Linked DNA regions of Homo sapiens: region 2 is linked to region 1. The links are chromatin loops, found by intact Hi-C in ENCODE. Cell type or tissue: right lobe of liver. All regions are shown on one strand.

The links. Hi-C counts contacts between places; a loop is a spot of excess contacts. Peaks named below come from ENCODE experiments on the same cell type or tissue, not always from the same donor. Only the 100,000 strongest peaks of a DNase experiment are listed, where the experiment ranks them.
Region 2: a loop joins it to region 1, with 2.2 times the contacts of the local background. A loop is called at or near these places in 63 of 110 quality-filtered maps.

The regions. Positions count from the first base shown.
Region 1 is chr2:74,247,114-74,255,113 of GRCh38, forward strand. It overlaps SLC4A5 (solute carrier family 4 member 5), which reads right to left. Exons shown (of 31, transcript NM_133478.3): 14 at 7,506-7,593; 15 at 5,861-6,015; 16 at 5,066-5,275; 17 at 3,230-3,404; 18 at 1,240-1,373; 19 at 1-194. Among named protein-coding and RNA genes, the nearest start is that of MTHFD2, 52 kb to the left of the region's middle. RefSeq lists enhancers at 3,189-3,358, 3,409-3,468. In right lobe of liver, a CTCF peak has its summit at 3,170 (motif pointing right); a DNase peak (open chromatin) is centred at 3,208.
Region 2 is chr2:74,341,365-74,349,364 of GRCh38, forward strand. SLC4A5 (solute carrier family 4 member 5) reads right to left here and starts at 2,052. Exons shown (of 31, transcript NM_133478.3): 1 at 1,992-2,052; 2 at 1,094-1,170. In right lobe of liver, no CTCF peak of the experiment used is centred here; no DNase peak of the experiment used is centred here.

The sequences.
Region 1 (8,000 bases):
TGAAGGCACCGATCATCTTCTTGATGGCATCGTAGATGAAGATGAAGCTGATAAGGGTGGAGAAGCCCTCCTCGGTGAAGCGGGTGATATATTTGATGATAAAGCTGGCATCTGTGGCCACTAGGATAAGGCACTGGACAGCTGAGTGTAGGCCAATCCAGAGGCGGAACTCCATGTAGTCCAGGCCATTGCCTCTGGAAGGCAGAGGGGAGGTGAGGGGCCTCCAGCCCAGGGCTCCTGGCTGTGCTTGACTCCTCAGACTCATCCTTAAGTGGCTTATCTGTCCTCCTGTGGCACTGATGCCCTCCCAGGGACTGTGAAAGACTGGGGACAGGGACAATTCTTGGGCAGAGTTGTCTGATCTTTGAGATTTCATGGGGGTCCAGTGTTCATCTTTATAAGAACTTTTTTTTTTTTTTGAGAAAGAGTCTCTCTCTGTCACCCAGTCTGGACTGCAATGGCGTGATCTTGGCTCACTGCAACCTCTGCCTCCCTGGTTCAAGTGATTCTCCTGCCTCAGCCTCCTAAGTAGCTGGGATTACAGGCACCCGCCGCCACGCCTGGCTGATTTTTGTATTTTTAGTAGAGACGGGGTTTTACCATGTTGGCCAGGCTGGTCTCAAATTCCTGACCTCAGGTGATCCGCCCGCCCCAGCCTCCCAAAGTGCTGGGATTGCAGGTGTGAGCCACCACGCCCGGCCAAAAAAAAATTTTTTTTAAAGATCTTATGGAGGAGGCAGGAAGGTGCCAAGACATCTCAGTGCTCACAGTTGGTAACAGACACCAGAGTGAGTGAAAAACAGGGAATTTTGGAAGAACAGGGTTGGAGCAGCCCTTGGAAATGGTCTGGTCCAAACCCTCATGTTGTAGAGGAGGCAACTGAGCCTGGAGTAGTGATGGGAGCTGCCTGGGTCTGGGTGTAACCTTCTGACCTTCAGCCCAAGACTTCATACACTATACTGCCTATCAAGTCACCATTGCTCACAAACTGAGTGGTGTGAATTTTCTCCTCTTGTCGTGGCTGGTCCCTATGGGCTGTGCCAATATGCACTAAGATGTCTTAAAGGCAGGTAGCTGGCAGGAGTCAGGAGGGGCCACCTGGTAGCCCTTCCCATAGTTAAAGATGGCTTTGGCACCACCGCACCACCACCTACCCTTGGGACCTATTCCCCTGCCCTAGCCCCAGCATACTGCCCCAAATGCGAGAGCAGGCACTGGGGGCCACCAAGGGACACCTACTTGCTGAAGTCGAAGAGGAGCTTCTCAAAGATGAGGATGGGCCCCGTGCTGCTGAGAATGATGAGAGGCTGTCCCGAGAAGAGGCAGAACAAGGAGCCAGCCATGGCAGTGCCCAGGAAGCTCTCCATCACTCCCTGGGGGCACAAGGAATGTGTGGTTCAGCATAGGAAGGAGAAGCGGTCTCTCCACACAGGCTGCAGCCCCAGCGATCTCTCCACGGGCCCAGGCCACAGTGTTTATCCTTCGTTCTGGGCCCTTTCCTCCCTAAATCCTGTTCTCCATCTCCTACACCCTCCACAACTTGCCACCATGGCCATTGTCACTCTGTTTAATTCCATCTAGATAAAGGTACCATGTGACTTCCTTCTGGCACCCAGGGCCTAGAAAACAGTGGATGTGCTTTTCTCTGTGTCCATTCTACTCCCAGAGGACAGCCCATTTATCCATCTGATTATTCATTCATCTAAACATCTGTTTGGTGCTTTTAGAGGTCAGATCATTCATTTATTCAAAGTCCGCTGAGTGTCTGCTGTGTACCAGGCATTGTGAAAGGTATTGAGAACCCATCACTGAACAAGATAACATATCTTCATTCCAGTGGGAGACACAGGTAAGTAACCAGGCAATTCCCATATAGCAGGGTTTCTCAACCTCGGCACAATGGACATTTTGGGCTAGATGATTCTTTGCTGTGGAGGGTCTGTCCTGTGTATTGTAGTGTGTTTAGTAGCATCCACAGCCTCTACACATTAGATACCAGTAGGAACCCTCCTCCCAGTTATAACAATGAAAACTGTCTCTAGATATTGTTAAATGTCTCCTGGGGTGAAAATTGTCCCTGGTTGAGAGCCACTGCCAAGAGGTGTGCTGGGATAGGTTTAGGGTGCCACAGGAGCACGCAGTAGAGGTAAAGATGTAGTCAGGAAGGCCTCCCTAGAAGTAGATAAGTGGAAGCTGAGATCCAAAAAATGAGCAGAGAATTGGCCAGGGGAATAGGGTTAAGTGGAGTGATAAGAAACAGTGTCCCAGGAAGAGGGAATAGTGTCTAAAAGGTCTGGAGCTGAAAAACAGCATGTACTTGAAGAACCAAAAGATGATCAGGATTGATGGAAAACAGAATGTAGAATGGTTGGGGAGGGTAGGAATGCTGAGAAAGAGAATGCTGGGAGATGAGGCGTGAGAGCCAGGTAGGGCCATGTGGTGAGGGCCACATGGGGCAGCTGGGACTTATGAGTCAAGGATAATGCTTAGTTTCCGGTGTAGACAGCTGGGTGAACCACGGTATCACCTGCTGTGCTGGGGAAGGGCAGGGAGCAGCACGTCAGGAGGGAAGATAAGGGACGCAATGTCAGCTGTGTGAACTGGGGGATCCTGAGGGGCAGCCATGGGGAATCCTGAGGGGCAGCCATGTGGACATGCCCAAAAGGCAGCTTGACAAATGGGTCTTCTCCTTGGGGTACTGAGCTTTCCAATGGCTCTACTTTGAAGGCCTCCATTGGAGAAGACCCTTGCCTAGGAGATTGGCAGGTGTCTGCTGAGCTGTTTTCCCCAGGGAGGCCTGAGTTGTTGTCATGGCAACAGCTTACCATCCTTCTAAAAATGTCTTAACTCCAAACTAAGAATTCAAGGTTAGTTTTTAAAAAGTGTGGGGAGAAGGCCACAATTAGCACTCCATTAATTGTGCTGATTAAATTCACTCCAGCATCAGTGGGAAAAGTACCAAATAACACAGCAGATGATTCCCCTTAACGGTTTGACCTATTTAAATAATCATTAAGTTTGGTCTTTAGTAATGAGATTTAGCTTCAGATCTTTTAATATTGTCTTATTATATTATTATTACTTGAAGCGTAAAGGATTACAAATAGTGATGGCCTCAACCTGGATGGTAGATGAAACCTTGGTTTTGGGATTACAGGATGAAGCTTCCTGCTGCCACCAGGTGGCGGCAGATCTTACTTTTACACTCAGGGCACCGGCTCGCACACACCTGATAATTGTCGGTGGCATCCCCCAGAAGCCCACCAAAGGTGATCGCGTTGGTGATACAGCCGAGGTAGATGAATAGGATGGCAGAGATGGACTGAATGTGGAAGCCATCATAGAAGTCACTTGGGAACCAGGGCAACTTCCTCTTGATATCCAGACACAGGCCACCGAAGAACCTGCTCAAGACAGGCCCAGGGGCTGCTTTCTCACCACTAACACCAGTGCAGGGGCAGGGCTATTTACAAGAACTTGCAGAGTCTGGGGCGAGGAAAGGAACTTGACCAGGGTGGATGGGGCAAAGATCTTTCCACCAGAACATTTAGGGCCAGGGATGAATTCCTGTAGGACTGAGTTTGTGGTTGGCACCACCCACATTGGGAAGGGTGGACATAGAGGGTTTTGGAGAGGGAAAGTCTGATGGGAATATGTCCTGGGGTAGACCTAACATTCCATGGAGAATGGAAGTCCTGGGGTCCACAGATGGTGGTCCTCCTCACATCCCTGACCATCTGCAGGGTGCCTGCTCTTGGTGAACACAGGAGTGTCTAACTTTCGGTGACAGAAGCATCCCAGATTATAACAGATTCATTAAGAACAGATCCTAAACCTTATAACTGGTTGGTATTTGTTTGTTTTTTGATTTTGCTATCTGGAACAGCTGAGTGGAAGATTTTAGGTTTGGAGACACTGTTTACTGGGATTGCTATTCCCATAGCCCCTAATGCAGTCCTTAGCATGGAGCAGAGTTTCTCAACCTCAGTTCTGCTGATATTTTGGACTGGATACTCCTTTGCTGCAGGGGCTGTCCCATGCACTGCAGGATGTTTAGCAGCTACCTACTAGATGCGAGTAGCATCTCCCCTCTCCGGTTGTGACAAGCAAAAATGTCTCTGGACATTGCCAAATTCCCTGGGCTCGGGGGTAGGGGGACTAAGGAGGGCCAAAGCTGCTTACAGTGAGAACCACTGGTATAAAGCCAAGGGCATATAAAACATGACTTCATTCTCAAAGTCATGATTTATATGTAGATTTTCAAGGCCACATCCTTTCCTAAATCTAGATCAACCTGAATGACTCCAAGAGCTGGAAAAGAAACCCAGGCCAGGAGAACTTTCTCTTATTTTCTTTAAAAAAAAAAAAAGTTTTTGAATAGGTAAATTAAGTTTTAAAAAAGGTACTGTTATTGAGTTGTGTCCCCCCAAAAGATATATTAAGGTCCTAACATCTATGTAACACCTATGCAAATGTAATCCAGTTTAGATTAAGTCATTATGGTGGGCCCTATTCCAACATGACTGGGGTCCATACACAAAGAGGAAAGTGCTCTGTGAAGACAGACACACAGGAGGCCATGTGGTGGAGAGGCAGAGCCGGGGGTGATGCGGCTGCCAGCCAGGAACACCAAGGACTGCTGGCCACCACCAGAAGCCAGGAGGAGGCCAGGAAGGATTCCACCTGGAGCCTCAGGGAGCACGGTGGTCCTGCCAACACCTGCTGTGGAACTCCTGGCCTCCAGAACTGCAGGAGAGTAACCTTCTGTGGTTTTAAGCCACCTAGTTTGTGGTACTTTGTTACAGCAGACCCAGGAAACAGGCACCAAAGGATATCTAAGAGAAAAGTTTGGGTTCCTCTCCTCTTGTATGGGTCTCAAATTCCCCTCTCCTGAGGCAACCTTTTGGGGATCCATGATGGGGTTCAAGGGCTCTGGGAGGGAAAGAAGGCAGGGGTGACCTCGAGTGGGCACTACAGACCATGGTTGGGAAAAGTCCCTAGAGGGCAGCTGAGAAGGGAGAAGTCTAAAGGACAGCAGGGTCACTGGGAGGCCTGGGGTGGGCACCTTCCTGTCCAGATAAGTTCCTCCCCGATTTCATGCATGGCTGGCATCTCTCCATCATCCCCGCTGCTTGTTCCGCCGGCCCCGCCACTGCCAGCCCCGCCGCCACTGCCACCACCACCACCACCTCCATTGCCTCCTCCAGGAGCTCCGCCGCCTCCTCCCACAGAGCCATTCATCTGGCCCAGCTCTGCTAGGGAGAACACAGATTTCCTGGAAGAGAAGGGGGATGAAGGAGAGTGGGTCCCCCAGAGCACCCCTCACCTCTCCAACCAAAATTATGAAATATCTTAAAAGACAGACAAAAATGCAGAAAATTGTCTAACAATATCCACACGCAGGTCACCTAGATTTTACAAATGTTCACATTTAGCCATATTTGTTTCTGATATATCTTATTATTTTTAAACTTATTTTAAACATTATTTTGAGACAGGGTCAAACTCTGTTGCCCAGGCTGGAGTACAGTGGCATGATCACAGCTCACTGCAGCCTTGACCTCCTGGGCTCAATCAATCCTCCTGCCTCAGCCTCCAGAGTAGCAGGGACTATAGGTGCATGCCACCATGCCCAGTTAATTTGATTTTTGTTTTGTAGAGACAAGATCTCACTATGTTGCCCAGGCTGGTTTCAAACTCCTGGGCTCAAGTGATCCACCTGCCTCAGCATCCCAAAGTGTTGAGATTACAGGCATGAGCCACTATGCTGAGCCTCAGATGTATTTTAAAGAGAAATAAAATGATACCGACAGAGTTGAAGCCTCCTTTTTCTCTCCCTACTGCCCATTCTCATACACACCTCTTGTCAGCAGAGGGCACCTTCTTGGGGGGCTCAATCCGGATATTTGGGTCCCATTCTCCAGGAGGAAGGACGATGACCTCATCCAGAAATTCATCAATTCCTGCGATCAGATCTTCCCGATTGCGGGCTTTGTAGGCCACGTCACTGAAGAGCTGGCGAGGAGAGAGGAGGGAGAAAAGAAAGATCGGGTCTGTTTCTGAAATGCCTGGGAGCATATCACATCTAGTTTTTAAAGGAATCCCTTTGAACCACATCTCCCACTGCCAACTCACTCTCAGTTTTTGGAATGAGACTATAGTACATTGGTAAAATATGGCACAATGGGACACAGCAGGCACTGGGGGAAGACAGCCTCTCTTGGATCTGAAGGCCAGGTCTCCATATTCTTGCTTGTAGGACTTCGGTTAAGTTACTTAACCTTTCTGTTTTCAGTTTTCCACACATCATACATATTAGAAAACCTTTGTAGAGCCCAGTCCAAGGAGCTCAGATATTTCATAACCATTTTTTACTTCCAGCCCTTCGCCCTTGGAGGCTCAGGCCGTGTTCTTCACACTGTCTCCAGAGTGTGCTTTCTGACTTACAGATTCGATGGGACTATGCTCACATTTAACCCTTTCCCATTTAGGCAAAAAAAAAAAGTGCAGCTCACTGCCAGCACTCATTTAATTTTACATAAACACACTCTTTGAGGCCGAAGCAAATCTGACTGATTTTCAATGTGAAAATGCAATATAAAAATTATTCTTAGAATTATTTCTAAAAAGAACTAACATTGGAATCATTGGAATGATCAGAATCATCTATTTTGGAAACACTGGATTCATCAAATGAATCTTAGGCCAAAAACTGTTCGAGAATGATGTTAGCATCACTCGTAGGAATGCTAGTTTTCTAGGATTTGATATTTTCAATGATTGAGAGTTAGTGTATTTTGTAAATGGAAATGCCACAACTAAAAACAGAATGCTTTAAGTAGAATGATGTCTTTTGTTTCCAAAGTCAACATATAAGAGCAATGCAAAAATAATAATAAAAGTGAGACATTTCGTGGGGAAAAGTTATCTCAGGGTAAAGCCTGCAGCCGCAAGCACCGCCAGTGAGTATTCTTGGCACAAACGGAAAAAGAGTTAAAGTCCTCTAGGCTCCCCATCACTCTGGGGACAGAGTGTGACTCAGCTCTGCTTACAGGCTCTGTGTAGTCTCTGGCTCACCTCTCCAGTATTACCTCCTGCCCTTGAAGCTCTTACACTGAGCCTATATCAAACCACCTCCATCCAGCTTCTCTGAGCCTGATCCATTTCCTTTGTTTGGAATGCTTGCCTCACAGCCTGGTGCTGGGTCTACCTTCCTCCTGCTCCTCCTTAGCTTTAAAGCCCCCTCATCTGTGAAGCCCTCCTTGACCCCCTGGGCAGCTAGCACATGGTTAGTTTTACAATTATCAATCTGTCCCTCACACTTGATTGGTTCTCCTAAAGGACAATGACTATTCCCTGATTCTCATAATCTTTAGCATCCTATGTAGTGCCTGGTACACAGTAGGTGCTCAAATGTGCTGGCTGGATAAGTTAATGAATGAAGGTGCAGTGCTTGGTGCAGGAGCTGTAAAATTCAGGAGTACAAGCTTCTGGTTACCACTTACATCATCTACCATGAGGGTTGCAATGGCACGGCCAATTTCATTGTAGGATTTTGCTCTCCCAGAAGGTCCCAGTAGTATAAACAGAAATCTGCAAAGAAGATGGAGGAGGAGACAGAGAAGATTAAGGAAGAGGAGCATGAAAGTGAGAAGGAAAAACAGAAGCAAGTGAAGAGAATTCTCTGGCCCTGAACAGTATGCATTTTTTTTTTTTTTTTGAGACAGGGTCTTGCTCCATCACCCAGGCTGCATGGAGTGCAGTGGCGCAATCTTGGCTCACTGCAACCTCCACCTCCTAGGCTCAAGTGATCCTCCCACCTCAGCCTCCTGAGTAGCTGGGACTACAGGCGTGTACCACCAAGCCCGGCTAATTTTTTGTATTTTCAGTAGATACAGGGTTTCACCATGCTGCCCAGGCTGGTCTCCAACTCCTGGGCTCGAGCAATTCACCCGCCTTGGCCTCCCAGAGTGCTGGGATTAGAGGAATGAGCCACTGCG
Region 2 (8,000 bases), 94 kb after region 1:
CTTTCTGATTTTACCACATAAGTCATGTTTGTTCAATGGAACAGTGCACATTAGCTTTAATTGTTAATTAACACGCATCTGTTAAATAACCTTGTATCTGACTTTGGATTTTAAGCTTTCTGAGGGCAAGGACCATGTGCTGTTTAACCCCACACTGTTCCCACAGCCTGGCAAAGTGCCTCAAATTTACACAGGGGGCACTGAGATGGCTGCTGAGTGAATTGCTGACCAAGAGGGACTGCCCCACATCAGGCAGCCCATGCCATTACTGTGCTCACACTGTGCCCGACACAGAGCAAGGGATCATAAGTCCTGGGTGGCTTGAATTGACTCTTCCTAAAAAAAGAGTCTGTGATCTAGGAAGTCCAATATAAAAAGATGTTGCGGATTGCCCAGACTTAGAGTAAGAGGGGCAGAAATGAAGTAGGCATGGATGGTAATTTTGTTTTTCCATCAGGGCTGCTCTTACTCTGGAGTAAGGAGAGGAAGGCTAAGACACAAAAGGGGGACTCCGCCCAACCCAGCTTATGTCCTGTGATACCAGAAGGGAGCATTGCAATGACCTATTAAACCTCAAACCAAGCTGAATCCATTTCTGAGTAAGAGACTCTTACAGGGCTCCTGTCCTCAAAACTATATAAAATTGCTCAAATTATGTACTTCTGAGATAATAAATTAGCAGAAGAAGCACATAGCCCACCTCTTAAGATAGGGAAGTAGATCTGAAGTAGCTCAAGAAACAAAGTTTTCTACAGATGAAGGATGAGGGAAGGAAACCCAAGACCAGTTGATTCTGGTTTGGGAAATGATAACACTGGAGAACACACTCTACTATCTGTTTCTTGTGACATCCTTTGTGCTAAAGTTATCTCCTTTGTTGGCATGGCCACCATCCCTACTTCTAGTGCAGTGGAGATGTATGAGTGTCTCCATTGCTAAGTGTTTAGTTACTCAAGATAAACTTGACTGGAGAGGGTGTGGGCAGGCATTCAGTCAAGCAACAAGCCACTCACTGAGTGCCACCAATGGTGTGGGAAAAGATGACTCTCCTTAGACTGGTCCATCCAAAATAAAGGAGGTGGGGAGAGCATACCTGGGTGGTCTTCAGGGTACTCCTGGAAACATCCATCAGCTCATGAGCTCACAGCTGAATTCCAAATCCTGGGATGCCTGCTTGGAGGGAGGGTAAAACACCATTTCTCAGGGACAGAAGCCCACAAAGCTAAGGGCACTGGGTTTCTAAGTCAGGATTTCATCACGGCTGGATGACCCTTTTTTAAGGAAAGCCAGCTGATCTCCAGGACTCCTGATACATAAGAGCTATGCAGTCTGTCACTTCTAGGGAGAGAGATGGGGACTAGCTCTGGTTCCTCATGCGTTCCTTCCCTCTCACTCCCTAAAGACCTCAAGAAACAGATCCTTGGTAACAATGCCTTCTTTGGGCCAGAAAGCTTAGTTGAAGTGTGGATTCTTATACAAGTCTCATGTTTTCTGGACTCCTAGGAGACTCAGAGGAGACACCATAGGTAACCCTTATTGAACTGGAAGAAGTGTGAAGTACTATCAACCACTGAGACTCCCATGGCTCAAGAATATGCACAGAGGTCTAACTAGATATAGGTCTCAGCCCCTGACTTTAGAAGTCTGACATTCCACAGATATGCACACACTACACGCTCCCCTCACAGAGGAAACTGGAGTAGGGGGACACAGCAGAACAAAATCGCAACACTACTACAGGAAAACCTCGTCATTCCGTTACTTGTCCTTTGCTATGTTGGAATACTTATAGATTAGTTTCAACAATCAGGTTACTCCTTATCTTTGCTCTAAGTCTTGTACAGGCCTTTAGCAAAAAGCAATAAAATTCTCATCTGACTCTTGGTGGGCTGGGGAATCTGCCTATTCTATTCAGTTGGTTCACTCACATCTCCAAACCAGAACCTACAACCACTCTGTAACTTTATTTATGTAAAATCCACTCTACTTACCCCAGTGCAGTGGCCTGTGGCTCCTGGGCCCTGACTCCAATTCCTTTAGGGTGGACCTTGCAGTTGGAACCATCCACCTCTCGTTTTTTCTATCTCTGCTATTAACATAGCCCCTCCTCTATTGCCTCACCAACTATTTTCAAACCAAAAAGTCTTTGTCTATTCATAGCCACTGTAAAAGTAACATTCATTTTTCTGTTTTTTAATCTAATGTCTGCGTCTTCAGTGGTTCTCACTGGCTAATCTAATCAGTGTGTTCTAGGGAGGTTTATTCCTTGCCTGTTCAGCTTGTCCCAGCACAACAAAGGTAAGTCATTTGCCTGGGGAGAATCAGCTCTTTTAAATCAGACAATCCTCAGGAAAGATGTCAGGACTTTTGCCTCTTTTCTTCATGGGACTGAGATTCAGGAGAACATTCCACATTCCACTGCCACACAGCTCTGCAAACCCCAAATCCTGACTCTCCGAAGAAGGATATGGGCAAGGAAAACAAAGAAGGCATTTGAAAAAACCAAACCTTGCAAGAAAAACTTTGCGTACTTGGTGATTTTTCCAGGTTTATCCTGACTTTTGGCCTCTGTTTTTATGAATTCCATTTTTGTTTAAGTGAAAAAGATACGGTGAGAGAGACATAGTGGAAAATGGGAAGTTTGGAGGAAGATGGGAAGGAAGAAGCCAGTGAGTAGGAAGTGAGAATCGGGAGTGGAGGGAGTGAGGGACGCGGTGCTGAGCGATGGGGAAGAGAAGCATGCCAGGAAGGCGCAGCGTCTCTGGGCACCCAGCATGGGGCCTGGTATATGCACACATTTCCCCTCATTGAACTCTCAACAGTCCAGTGGGGAGAGCATTCTCGTCCCCAACCTTACAGAGCTGGAACAGAAGCTCAGAGACTTACAGACAGGAAGAAAAGTAGGAGCTGGAAGCCCCATTAAAAAAGCAACTCTACCCCTCTTCTTCCAGTCTCTTCTGTGGCTTCTCTAAGGGTCTTCAGCCTCCTTATTTCAGGGTTGACCTTCTCTTTCAGATAGGAAATTTATCATCTGGTTGGATATCCTCACTTTCTTCCTAGATCACGTGGAGTTTTCCCTTAGTGGAAAAGCCTCATTCCTGGATCTAGAGCCTGCTGGTGGCAGACATGTAAAAAACATGTTTCGGAGGCCATGCCCAAGCCAACACATTAACCCAACATTATAGTTTCTGTTAATAATCCATGGAATCAAAGACAGGCAAGACTAGGGAGATCAACACATGCTGGGTCACCAGAGGCTTTCCTGGTTTTAGCACAGAAGATCTGTGACCCAGGAAACCCCTTAGTCCCAGGAAGATCAGCACAGCCTAGGCCAGAAACAGTTTCGGGCCTTAGGGAATTTCCAGCTGGTTGGGGATTCAACAAATTCAGAAGAGTGTGAGGCTCCAAAAAGAAGCACAAAGGGAGGGAAGGGTTCAGTGAAAGAAAAATCACCCTTGTTTGGAGGATTACCTTGTTCCACAAATGTTCATGGCTTACCTACCAGCCCCATGTGTTAAAGAAAAGCTTTGTGGAGAAAATGGCCTTGGAGATGCAGTGAAGGGATAGGATAGGGGTAGGATTTAGAACAGTAGAACTACCAAGGGGTATCTGAGGCAGAGGGAAGAAGCCACAAAAAATATAGACATAAGAGGTGGGAGAACATAGCATAAATATCCTGAGAACTGGAGAGCAGTTTCCCTGGCACAGGGCAGGTTTGGGGAAATAAAGCTTTGGGCATGCGACGATAGGCTGGGTAGTCTATGGAGAGGTGTAAACATCAGCAAACATGTCTGAAGTGAAAGGAATGTGGAAGGGGACTTGGTACAAGAATGGAATAATGGACTTCACAGTGGATTGTAGCACAGGTGGAAAGACCAGTTGAGACGTTACTGCCAAGCATTCAAGTGAAACCCTTTGGTTTCTACCTACCCAGGTTTTGTTCAAATAATTTGGACATTTATTTCAGACACTTCAGGTTTGGGGTTTTTTTGTCTCTCACTTCACACAGGAATTTGAGGGTGAGCTTCATCTGGTTTGGTGAGGGTATTGGAAGGTATGGGGCAGGGGCTGTCCCTCCAGGATGCACAAAGGGAACAGGTTTGCAGGCTCAGGAATCCTCCTAATGGAGGAAGGAGGAAGGAGGGAGGAGGACCTGCCCTGGCAGCACCGTGCTTTCTTCCTCGTGTCTAGTGTCCACTGGGATTTGGCTGCTGCACTGCTTGTCTCCCTGTCCAGACCTAATGCCTCGTTAGCTGTTAACCAAAGCATGTTCCTTACTTATTTGAGAGGCTTTCTACCTTGCCAGAGAAAGACAGCCATTTGAATGTTCTCTGTGAGAAAAGGGAAAGGCAGTGTGGCGGTGTGAGACCACAGCCTGAAGTCCCCGACTGCCACCACCTGCCACAATATCCTGCTGCCACTCCCCAGCTCTGCTGTCTCTAAGCCTCAGTTTCCCACATGAACCAGGCGACTAAAGTGGGGATGGCAGATTTTCTCTCAGAAGGGAAAAGTGCTAGGCGTCAGGTCCAAAGAAGTATACTGTAAACCCCTCCTCGTATTCCAGCACTGCTTTGGAATGCTTTTTTTTTTTTTTTTTTTTTGCTTTGGATATTTTTCCTTTTTACTTTTTTTTTTTCAAGTTCTCTCATGAGGTTGCATACTTTACTTTTTTTCATTTAAAAAATGTAGTTCCAGTTGGACTTAGGGAGGAAAGAGAAGTAAATGTTAACAGTTCACTTTACAATCTTGAACGAATTTTTTACTTAAGGTTGATTTAACTTGGTAAGTGTATTTTTTGTGAATTTCCTATTCATATCTATGTTTCTATTGATGTGTTTCTTTTTTCTATTTATTTATTTATTTATTTATTTTTGAGATGGAGTCTCACTCTATCACCCAGGCTGGAGTGCACTGGCCACCATCTCAGCTCACTGTAACCTCTGCCTCTCAGGTTCAAGTGATTCTCATGCCTCAGCCTCCCAGGTAGCTGGGATTACAGGCATGCGCCACCATGTCAGGCTAATTTTTGTATTTTTAATAGAGATGGGGTTTCGCCATGTTGGCCAGGCTGGTCTCAAACTTCTGGCCTCAAGTGATCCACCTGCCTCAGCCTCCCAAAGTGCTGGAATTACAGGCATGAGCCACCACTCCCAGCTTCTTTTTCCTATTTATTTGTAAAAGTTACTTATTTATGTTATAAATATTTTTCTTTTTCTTTGTTTTTAGAGAAAGGGTCTTGCTCTGTCACCCAGGCTGGAACGCAGTGGCGCGATCACAGCTCACTAAAACCTCAAACTCCTAGGCTCAAGAAATCCTCCCGCCTCGGCCTCCCAATTATAGATATTTTTCTGTTTGTCATTTGTCATTCAATTTTGTTTGCAGTCTTTTTCTTTTTCTTACAGGAAGGTTTAATACGATGTGTGTGTGTGTGTATTTTAATAAAGTCAAATTTATCCATATTATTCTTTAAGGTTTCTAGTTTTGTTGTCAATCTTAGAAAAGTTTTAGCCATCCCCAACTTTATATACAAAATAAATTTTCTTTATATAGAAAATCTGTATGTTCTAAATTTTCTTCTAGTTCTTTTCCGGTATTGCTTTGTATATTTAAATATTCAATCCATCTGGACTTTGGTATATGGTGTAATATGAGGATTTAACTTGTTTTTCCCAAGTGTTAAATCACCATTTGTAAAATTATGTACCCTGTACCCACCATCCTACACCCTCCTTCCCAAAGGGGCAGACTGAAATCCAGCCGAGGGGACCCATCCTGCTTGATCACATACTGATGTTTCTATGTGCTTGAGTCTGTTCTCAGCCAACCAACCTGATAGTAGGCCCCGTGCCCAGTTTCCCTTTCTTACCACTCACTCATCCCTCAAACCACTGTGTTCTGATTTCTGCTCCTTACTGGTCACAGACATTTCTGTGGCAAAGCTCATCATCAAACTTCTAATTGCCAAGTGGACAATTAGACAGTGGACACTTTTCAGATCTTTGCTTGATAGACCTCTCTATTACATCTGGTGTTATTGACAATTCTTTCCTCTTTTTTTTTTCCTGTTTGTTTTGCTTGGTATATTTTACAACTTGTGGGCCATTCAGTATGTGCATATTTATCTTTGTTAAATACGGCCACATTGTTTTCCAGAGTGGCTGTAGCACTTCACACACCTACTAGCAGTGTGTGTGTCTAACTGGATTATTTAAGGATAAGAGTTGGGAGATCTGGGATGCTCTGGTTTTCTGCCCCCAGGGATGTGCTCACTGTCCCCTTTGTGCTGTCACCCTACAGATCTCTCTCCTGTGAGCTTGAGTCCTGCTGCTGGCCTAAGTCAACCCCACCACTATCACTACCAACTGCCAACACAAACCAAGAGACAGCTTTAAAGACTAACCTTCCCAAAACCCTGTTTTTGCATTTTGTTCCCTGTTCCAGAATTGCCAGTAGCTTCCCAATGCAGTCAAATACAGTCTGAACTCCTTGGATTGGCACTAATGGTGTTCTCCTGCCTGGCTTTCTCATTCCTTGCCAGCCTTATTTCTCTCCCTGCTACACCCTCCTCCCCAAAGGGGCAGACTGGAATCCCGCCAAGGGGACCTATCCTGCTGATGAGGCTGTAAACCAGTACAGCCACTCTGCAAAAACAATGTGGCAATATTTAATAAAGATGAAAATACTCATAAGGAATGACGAAGCAATTTAACTCCTTACAGAAACTTTTGCATATGCGTGCCAAAGCACATGAACAAGGGAGGATATTTATATAGCATGGTTTGGAGGTACCTGAACTCGGAAGCAACCCAAATGTCCACTGGTAGTGGAATGGGTATGTTCTGGTCTCTTCACCCTTCTTCACTCCCCTTGCCTCCTCACTGAACTTACACAGCATGTTAATTTTTCAGATAACATGTCTTCATTTAAAACAGGAGCCCAACTACCTACTTTCCAAAATAGAGAGCATTTTTTTTCCACTGAAAAATGAATTTCCAATATCACTATGTTAATATGTATAAAAACTGGACAGGTGCAGTGGCTCACGCCTGTAATCCCAGCACTTTGGGAGGCCAAGGCGGGTGGATCACAAGGTCAGGAGTTCAAGATCAGTCTGGCCAACATAGTGAAACCCCATCTCTACTAAAAATACAAAAAATTAGCCGGGGGTGGTGGTTGTGAGCCTGTAACCCAGCTACTTGGGAGGCTGAGGCAGGAGAATCACCTGAACCTGGGAGGCGGAGGTTGCAGTGAGCCGAGATTGCGTCATTGCACTCCAGCCTAGGCGACAGTGCGAGATTCTGTCTCAAAAAAAAAAAAGTATAAAAATTTTGTAAAATGGTGTGGTCATGTTTTATCATTTGTTAATCTAAGTGTTTCTTTTTGCGTTTTTAAAAATTCACTTCTTAAAATGTGTGTTTACATTTTTTTAAATTTAAATATATATCTAGGTTTTCAGTTCTATGTTGTCAAATGCATAGTCTATCCTTTGCTTTTTGCTTTTTACAAAGGAATACCAAGATGAGTTACAAGTGATTTATCTCAGATTTTGTTCACTGAGGCTTAGAGTTTACTCCATGAGTTCATGAGGGTTCAGTTCCACCTATTGTTCCTTGCTCAATTGTTTGAGTAGGTCCTGATTACCTGCCAGATGGCCAGTCCTGGGCTGATCTTTTCTACAAAGATCAGAAGGGTCTCTTCTGGCAAGGCAAGCCTGGCTTGTACTCTCTGTGGAAACTTAACTAGCCATGGCTGCAGCTAGAGGGCCCAGCCAAGGATCTTTCCAAATCAAGTGTCTTTGGCTGTCAAATATGTAGGTAACTAAAACTCCAATCTCTGAGGGAGGACAGTCTGCCCTATCTGAATTCCCTTGTCTTCTAGAAAGGGTCAAATAGTAGTCTAAGCACTCAGGGAGAGTGAACACTTTTCTCCTTGTGTCTCTGTCAAGGGCAGGGAACACTAAACCATTAGTAATAACGTAGTCTTTAAAGTACATTAAATCA